2 separate regions of the Homo sapiens genome follow, and region 2 is linked to region 1. Evidence: read pairs that join two places in POLR2A ChIA-PET (ENCODE). Cell type or tissue: A673. All regions are shown on one strand. Each heading gives the region's core, and the rest is flanking DNA. Links, peaks and the distances in the headings are about the cores only. Region 1 overlaps MCM6 (minichromosome maintenance complex component 6). Region 2 overlaps CCNT2 (cyclin T2).

Region 1 (4,402 bases), core at 92-4,091:
CATATACATCCCATAAGAACTAGGCCAGGCACGGTGGCTCATGTCTATAATCCCAGCACTTTGGAAGGCAGAGGCAGGCGGATCACCTGAGATTGGGAGTTTGAGACCAGCCTGACCAACATGGAGAAACCCCATCTCTACTAAAAATATAAAAAATTAGCTGGGCATGGTGGCACATGCCTGTAATCCCAGCTACTCAGGAGGCTGAGAAAGAAGAATCGCTTGAACCTGGGAGGCAGAGGTTGCAGTGAGCCGAGATTGTGACACTGCACTCCAGCCTGGGCGACAGAGTGAGACTCCATCTCAAAAACAAAACAAAACAAAAAAACAACCAGCAATGAAACCAGCCAGAAAATGAAATGGAAAAAAAGGCTACTCCCAGTACGAACAAACATGATAAAATATCAAGAAATTCAACAAGAAACACTGAAAAACATATGAAGAAAAGTTTAAAGCACTACTGAGTGAAACAGAAGACTTAAGTGGAAAGATAACGGTATTTGTGGTACTCAGAACTGTTCACAAATGTTTGCTCTTCTAATTCTGGGCACCTGGTAGGAAGGCATTTCTCTATCCATTTGAACTTAGGAGGGGCCATGTTAATTTCTCTGGCGAATGAAATGTGAGTATGTGTCATTTCTGGATAGAAGGGGGAGAAAGCACATGGCTCACCACCTTCTCTTCCCTGCTTTCTGTCATCATGAAAGCGTATGTCAAGATCAAACCTTTATATCAGCCTGAATCTCTGAGTAACTTGACAAGGTGAGTCCCTTGATGACCTAATGGATGTGTAGCACAAGCAAAAAAAAATTGTTTTATGCAGCTGAGATTTTATAGTAGTACAACCTAACCTATTCTAAGTGATACGTTACTGAATAGGAAAAATCATAGATGTTTTCAATTCTTCAAGTTAATATAAATAGAATGTTATACTGATAAAAAAATACCAGGTTTTTCTTTAAAACAGAGCAAGCTGATTTCTAAGTTCCTAACAGCTGATAGAGAACAATGCGCTGGAACTAGCCCTACATTTAAACTACAAAGCCCCATAGATTAAAACATCATGGTACCAATGTAAGAGGAGCTGATAAGACTCAATGAACAGAATGGAAAGTCCAAAAGGAGATCCTAACACACACAAGAATATATAATTAAGGCATGCCAAACCAGTGTCAAAAAGATGGATTGTTCAATAAATGGTTTTGGAACAACTAGAAAACTAGCTAGGTAAATAATGGGAGAATTTTTTATAATCTTAGAGTGAGAAAGGCCTAACAAAAGTTTTTTTAATGGATGAAGATTATGAACATATGAGACAGAAATAGCTCTTAAATATATGCAGATACTAAATTTCATTCAGAAAATATATTTGTGTATATAATTTATGTGCATATATTTTAATATCATGTGAATCTGCTATTTGAAGACTAATTTTTAAAAATAGAACAAAATAAAAATCAATTAGAGACTGCCCTAAGACATGTACCAGTTTTATGCAACTCATTTCAGGAACTATCACAATGAAAAAAAAAGTACAAATGTTAGCATGGTTTTAGAATGACCTTGTCCCAGGGTATCTTGCCTATCCAAATTCTGCACACCCTTCAGTGACTGGGTTTAAACGTCGGCACCTCCCTGAGTCCTCCTCCTTCTTTGGTAATAAAGTAATTCATCTCAGCACTCTGGTTGTGATGCTCTATTCTCCCTCTCGTTTTTTTTTAATTTCCAACTTATATTTTAGGTTCGGGGGTACACATGCAGGTTTGTTACATAGGTAAACTGTGTGTCATGGGGATTTAGTATATAGATTATTTCATCACCCACTCTATTTTTTACATGCTTAATTAAATACATGTCTCGTTCCCACCAGATTAGCAGCAATGGAAGGCAGGGGCTCTCATTCATTTTTTGTCCCCTACAGGTGTTCCCTAAATATTGGGTGAATCAAAGAATATTAAATAACCTAGTGTGAAAGTACTTCGTCAATAGTAAAGTACCATATCAAAGAATTTGAAAATTTAGTGGAAAAAAGCCAAAAAATTAACCTGTGGGATAAAAGTAGTGATTGAAGTCGGAACAGTGGTTACTTCAGGGGAAGAGGGCTAAGACTGAAAAGAGGCAGGGGTTTGGAACTTTCTGAAATTATGGAAATGTTTTGGATCTTGAGCTGGGTATTCACAAGGATGTATGTGAAAAAACTCACCATGCCATACATTTCCCTTTTTATAAATTATACCTCAGTCACACTGTAAAAAAAAGCCAAACCCCCTTTTCAAAGACGACCTTACATCAAACCTATTAATAAAACTAGGAAAACGCAGGGCTGCTTTGGTTGAAGCGAAGATGGGACGCTTGAATGCCCTTTCGTACTACTCCCCTTTTACCTCGTTAATACCCACTGACCTATCCTCGTGGAATGCAGGGCTCAAAGAACAATCTAAAAATCAAACATTATACAAATGCAACCTAAGGAGGAGAGTTCCTTTGAGGCCAGGGGCTACATTATCTTATCTGTATTGCCAGCGCAGAGGCCTACTAGTACATTGTAGGGTCTAAGTACATTTTTCCTGAATGAAAGGTATTAAATGGTAACTTACGTCTTTATGCACTCTATAAACTATGACGTGATCGTCTCCGTCTAACAACTACACTCAAATGCTTACCAAGCTCTTTAAAGGGAAGAATTCCATGGTCGTATGAGCATTCAACAGTTACATAAAAATGTATTTGCAGTGAATTCTAGTATGTCCCATACCAAAGATTAAAAACATGCAACAAATCTGTTTATCTCTGCTCTCATCATATCAAAGTGACTCTGATACCTCATCACAGCAGTGCATCCGAGCCATAGCTTCAGAGAGACGAATCATGCTCTCAAGCTGTCGCACTGTAATCCTCCATGAAGACTTGGTCACTCCAGAACCATCTCTCTGGCGGAGATGTTTATATTGCTCCACAATGAAGTCCTCTGACTCTTTGGAAATCTGTTTCAGATCATCACTCAAGTTAGAGAAACATTTCTATTTGATGAGAGCTACGGTAAACCTAAGTTTAAGAGCCTTCCAGGTGGAAACATTTAGGGAACCTGAGAGGGTTGAAACTTTGAGAAGCCAGTGACAATAAATTACTATTGTAATGTCTTTCAAAAGAAACTAATATTAAGGAGGCTTGTGAATTCCATGTTACTAATTTTATGAACCTGAAAAAAGGCTTAGTATTTAAGCAAATGACCATTTCTAAAAGCTGCTTAACAAGCTGAAGCAATGGAACAAGATGTAATGTCTTTTACACCTCAGGATGTCAGTGCTCATTAAATAAATTAATGCTCAGTATTTGAGGCTCAATTAATTAACTCACACTCTTTGCAGGGAAAAAAAAGCTGTTTCAATAAACTTTATATCTAAAGGATCCTCAGCTTTTCAGAGCAAGGAATTCACCATATTAAGGAAGCATGCCAAGGTTACAGAGGGATCAGTATATCAGTATGCAGTAATGGAGAACAGATGCTCTTTTTTACACAAGAATCACCCATAATCCTTAGTTTTAAATGATTAAATTTCTTTGGGACAGTGAGAGCCAACTGCAATCTCATGAATAATCAAGTGAAGATGATAAATGATCAATACCTAGTAACACCTTCCAGAAGTCAAGTTAGCCAACAGTGTGAAAATCTCAACCAGAATGAGTATTTTTTTTCCTTTTCATACCCTATTTTGGGAAAATGCCAAGCATTTGGGGGTTTATGTCCAGGTAAGAATCCTGGGTCCAGAACAGAGTTAGTCCAATACAATGCATCAATCACTGTAAAACAGTAATTTATATTTATCATAATGGCCTAGATGAATCCAATGTTTCCTTCAAAGAAAGATTCAACTATTGATTTAGGCGCATAAACAATTTTAACGTTCTTAGTAATGTTTGAAATAAAAGAATGTTCTAGATTATCCAGTTATCCAAAACTCTTCTCCCATACAAATCTTTTTATTACCACCAAACAAATAATGGAATTATTCAGAATTTTTTTTACAGTTCCCTTTCTCAGCCCTCTCTGAAAAAACAAATTGCTGTTCCAGAAAAAAAAAAAAAGTTGTAAAATTTAGGAACTAAGGTAGATGACAGGTTCAGTTAATTTCCATATAACACACTTACTTAAATTCCACTTTAATATACCCATTATACCTTATCCCAGTACAAAAGGGTAGGTTACCTTGGGTTTAAACTGTCTTGCAAAGAGAAGATATCTTCTGATATCATCGAGGGAATAGACACGATCAATTGATTCCTCAATTCTTGAATGCAAATCTACTATGCGCCTGGCAATGGCATAATCTGTAACCTAATTCAAAACAAAAAAATCACTTTGATAGTCACAGCAATATCTTCTCCAGACTATCCCAGGCAA
Region 2 (4,402 bases), core at 210-4,209, 920 kb before region 1:
TTTTAGTAGAGACGGGTTTTCACCATGTTGGTCTGGCTGGTCTCAAACTCCTGACCTCGTGATTCCCCCCACCTCGACCTCCCAAAGTGCTGGGATTACAGGCGTTAGCCACCTCGCCCGGCCCCAGTATTCTTACTCTAATCACTTTCTTTATAGTTTTAGCACCCAACTCTGCATTCCCAAATACCATAGACCTTGCTCATTATTAAAAATTTGGTAAGTCTTTGAAGTCTCTCAGTATGCATGTTTCCCCTCCATCTTTTTATGTCAACTAAGTTGTAGCTGTTGAAGGACCCTAGAGTGTGTGACCTGTAGAGTTTCCAACTGTCTGAATTTTGCTGATTGTATACTCATGGTGCAGTTTACTGTGTTCCTTTTTTCTTGCATTCCTGGAAAAATTGATGATTAGATCCAGAAACTTAATCAGACTCCTGTTAGATCCCTTAGGCAAGGCTATAGATGGTGTTAATGTTCTTTGGTCAGAAGGTCTAAAGTCTGGTTGTCTCTCTTTGTAGTGTTAGTGGCTGCTGATATTCAATGCCTGGGTCCTTTCATTCATTGGTGATACTCTAATTCTGTCATTTCTTTCTTACAAATTGGTATTTTTGTATTGGAATTCTTGATTCATCTCATATGGACACCCAGTGGCACGTATCATATAGGATAATTACTGGATTTTTGCCCTTTTTGTGATATAATTCACATATTGTACATTTCACCCATTGAAAGTATGATTCCGTGGGGTTTGTGGGTTTTTTTAAGAATATTCACAGAGGTGTGCATCAATTTTTAGAAGTCTTCACTACACCAAAAAGAAACCCCCAACCCCGCAGTCATTTCTCCCTATTTTTCCCCCAGCCTATTAATAGACATTTCATTAATGGAATCCTACAGTATGTTGTCCTTTGTGACTGACTTCTTTCACTTACCGTGTTTTCAAGGCTCATCTATGTTGTTGTATTTATTCAGTAGGTTGTTTACTTTTCTTGCTGTACTACCCATTATTCCACTGTATGGCTAGACCACATTATATATATATGTTCATCAGTTGGTGGGCATTTGGATTGTTAGCCACTTTTTGGCTAATATGAATAGTGCTCTTAAGAACATTTGTGTACAAGTTTTTGTGTAGACTTGTGTTTTTGGTTTCTCTTGGGCTTATACCCAGGAGTAGAATTGCTGGATCATATGGTAACTCTAGATTCCAATAATATTGGAAACTTGGATAGCTGCCTTTTTTTTTTTTTTTTTTTTTTTTGAGACTAGGTCTCCCTCTGACACCCGGGCTGGAGTGCAGTGGCACAATCATGGCTCACTGCAGCATCAACCTCCTGGGTTCAAGTGATTCCCCCACCTTAGCCTCCCAAGTAGCTGGAATTACAGGCACATGCCACCACACAGTTAATTTTTTTAATTTTTTGTAGAGACAGGGGTCTCACCATGTTGCCCAGGCCGTTCTTAAACCCCTGGACTCAAGCAGTCCTCCTGCCTCAGCCTCCCAACACTCAGCCTAAAGCAGCTCTTTCCAGTGTGATTTGTCACTTTAAGCACCACTCTTCTAGTCTTTTCTTACAGTCTTTGTGTGAACTGAATACTCTTCGGTTACTCATTTTTGTGAGATATTAGCTTTCCTGAACTTTAAAAAGGTGATGTACCTTCAGAGTGCTTTAATAATTTCACAGAGCTCCCTTTTCTGTTATTTTGTGTAATGTTCAGAAGTGTAGCAGCTTACTTTCTGGGAGTTTCTGGCCCTCTTCCCCTCCACATTTTTAGTTTCTCTTTTCCCTTCTTCCTATCTTGCTGATTGTGCTTTTCCTCCCAATGGTTTCTCTTCAAACTGGAGTCTTGGAAGAGAACCTTGGAAGATCAATTTCAAAAGTTCGTAGAAGTTAGCTTCGGTCTTTTAATCCTTACTGTAGGTCTCTTGCATCCATCTACTTATTGGACTGGCAAAACTCCCAGTGCTAGCTGCTCTTCTCACATTGGCCTGCCATGATTTCCAGTGAATGTCTTTTGGCTCTTTGAGGTTCTTCTTATATCAAGTCCAGCACATGCCCCATTCCTTTGCATCTTGTTGCACTGTGCTGTGTATGTTGACATAGTAGCCTGTTTTTTCCTCATTCGTATGTGTTAGGAATTCCCTAGGAATGGCTTGTCATGTGATTTGGTTGTAGCTATCCATGGGGTTTTGGTTTTGCTATCTTGTTGCTCTGTTTTTCTGTGGGGATTTAAGTATCCCCTCTGCAGCCATCAACTCAGAATTCTTCAGGTAAATCACTAAAAGTTTACCTTCATTCAGAAGATGATACACTCATTTCCAGTGGGACTTCATCTTTCCAGAAGTATTTATAAGTACATTTAAATGACAGCCTATTGTGGTCCCACTGGAAATGAGTGTAAGATGAAGTTGATTTTTTAAAAAGAATAAATCACTTGAAGTTTCTGTTAAATAAGGAAGCTGTGGGAGAGTTCATTTATTAATAGGCATTACAAAGAATATATGATATTTTTGATTGATTTTCTCAAATTAATTCTGAAAGCTACTCTAGAACTTCCCCAGAAAGCTTTAAATGTTATTTTGAAACATGCTGCTCTTATCTGCCTAATTACAGGGATACTGACTTCAGTGACTCTGTATTATTATAGAAGTCTTATGAAGTATTCCTGAAGCGGCTTAAAATTTTTTTTTGCAAAATTAAATGATTGTGAAATAACTCATACCTTTTCTCTGCACACACAGATACATGTATATTTTAGCCTTGGTAATTTATATGCTTCTCTGTGGTCCTGGCTCATCCTTTTTGTTGAGTCATCGCATGGCAGGAGTGCAAGAGAGTGAACCCAGTCCTGCAAGATCCAAGGCGCTTTCAAACCATAACAAATTCTAAACTTAGGTGTATAGAGTAGAATAGGTTAATATATTAACAAATGTGCATTGAGTGTTTGCATTGGCCAAGGCATGCAAATGTCTCAGTATAAAATCAGACAGATTTTATATAGTTTATAAACTGATTTTCAAGGCCATTGCAGAACAGGAGTTTTGTTTTTAGTATTAATAGCTAAAATTGGTTAAGGTAATTTTTTAAGTGAAAATCCAATTAGATAACTGCATTTTATTATAAACATACATATACATTCTAGGGAGTACATATTTACACATGTTCTAGGGATTAGGGGAAATGATGGAATCTCCTTACCACTCTACATTTTCTGGTGTTAACCTAATATTTTACCCCTAAATAAGCTAAGGCTCTGATTGTTAGTGACATATTACATACTCTTTATATGGCTATACATAAGGAAATACATGTAACGTGAATTTTTCTCTAAATTATTTGGAGCTGATACAGAAAAGAAATGGATGAGAACTGTAGAAGTTCACCTATTTGTTATTAAAAGTTAAAAGTGAAGTTAAGGCTTGTGCTTAGTGACAATATGCAGTTCAAGCAATTCTCCTGCCTCAGCCTCTCAAGTAGCTGGGATTATAGGCATGTGCCACCACACCTGGCTAATTTTAGTAGAGACGGGGTTTCACCATATTGGTGAGGCTAGTCTCGAACTCCTGACCTCAGGTAATCCACCTGCATTGGCCTCCCACAGTGCTGGGATTACAGCATGAGCCACCATGCCCGGCCTCACATTGTATTTCTTTTTTTTTTTTTTTTTTTCTGAGACGGAGTTTCATTCTTGTTGCCCAGGCTGGAGTGCAATGGCGCGATCTCGGCTCACCACCGCCTCTGCCTCCCAGGTTCAAGCAATTCTCTTGCCTCAGCCTCCCAAGTAGCTGGGATTACAGGCATGCACCAACACTCCCGGCTAATTTTGTATTTTTAGTAGAGCCAGGTTTTCTCCATGTTGGTCAGGCTGGTCTAGAACTCCCGACCTCAGGTGATCCGCCCGCCTCAGCCTCCCAAAGTACTGGGATTACAGGCATGAGCCACCGTGCCCAGCCTATATTTCTATTTGACAGTGACGGTGTGGGCTATAGTCATTTGTATCCACCAGCAAATAGAATTACTATTGGCCATTCACACTATAGTAATTCCTTCCAAAGGCAAATGTGCACTTTCACACTAATCTTAAACTGAGGGTTCATTTAGAAGTTGAAAAAAAAAAATGGGAAAGATGTTTCTTCTGTGGCCAAAAATCGGAAGATAATGAAACTTTATATAGTTCCATGCTTAAAAAGAAATACCTGAGAGGGCAGGAAGAGAAAATTCTGAGGGTTTGGGGGTAATCTTTAAATGATGCAAGGATTCAGAGAGGATACCAGGTATTTCCACACCCCCACCCCAAGGTAGATATTTCAGTTACTTTGTGTTGCTATAGCTCCATGATTGGGGTTTTGAATGCCTAGTGTGAGTAACTGTTTGAGTTGATATGGTTCACTTTATGTAGACTT

What was found. ChIA-PET counts read pairs that join two places held together with the same protein. Peaks named below come from ENCODE experiments on the same cell type or tissue, not always from the same donor. Only the 100,000 strongest peaks of a DNase experiment are listed, where the experiment ranks them.
Region 2: POLR2A ChIA-PET joins it to region 1 with 29 read pairs; 2 of 35 experiments call an interaction of 5 or more read pairs at or near these places.

Annotation. Positions count from the first base shown.
Region 1 is chr2:135,848,580-135,852,981 of GRCh38, forward strand. It overlaps MCM6 (minichromosome maintenance complex component 6), which reads right to left. Exons shown (of 17, transcript NM_005915.6): 12 at 4,208-4,336; 13 at 2,823-2,984. Among named protein-coding and RNA genes, the nearest start is that of LCT, 14 kb to the left of the region's middle. In A673, for the core only: no CTCF peak of the experiment used is centred there; no DNase peak of the experiment used is centred there.
Region 2 is chr2:134,924,626-134,929,027 of GRCh38, forward strand. The region is part of intron 2 of CCNT2 (cyclin T2); the gene reads left to right. Among named protein-coding and RNA genes, the nearest start is that of CCNT2, 8.0 kb to the left of the region's middle. In A673, for the core only: no CTCF peak of the experiment used is centred there; no DNase peak of the experiment used is centred there; H3K27ac peaks cover 1,805 bases.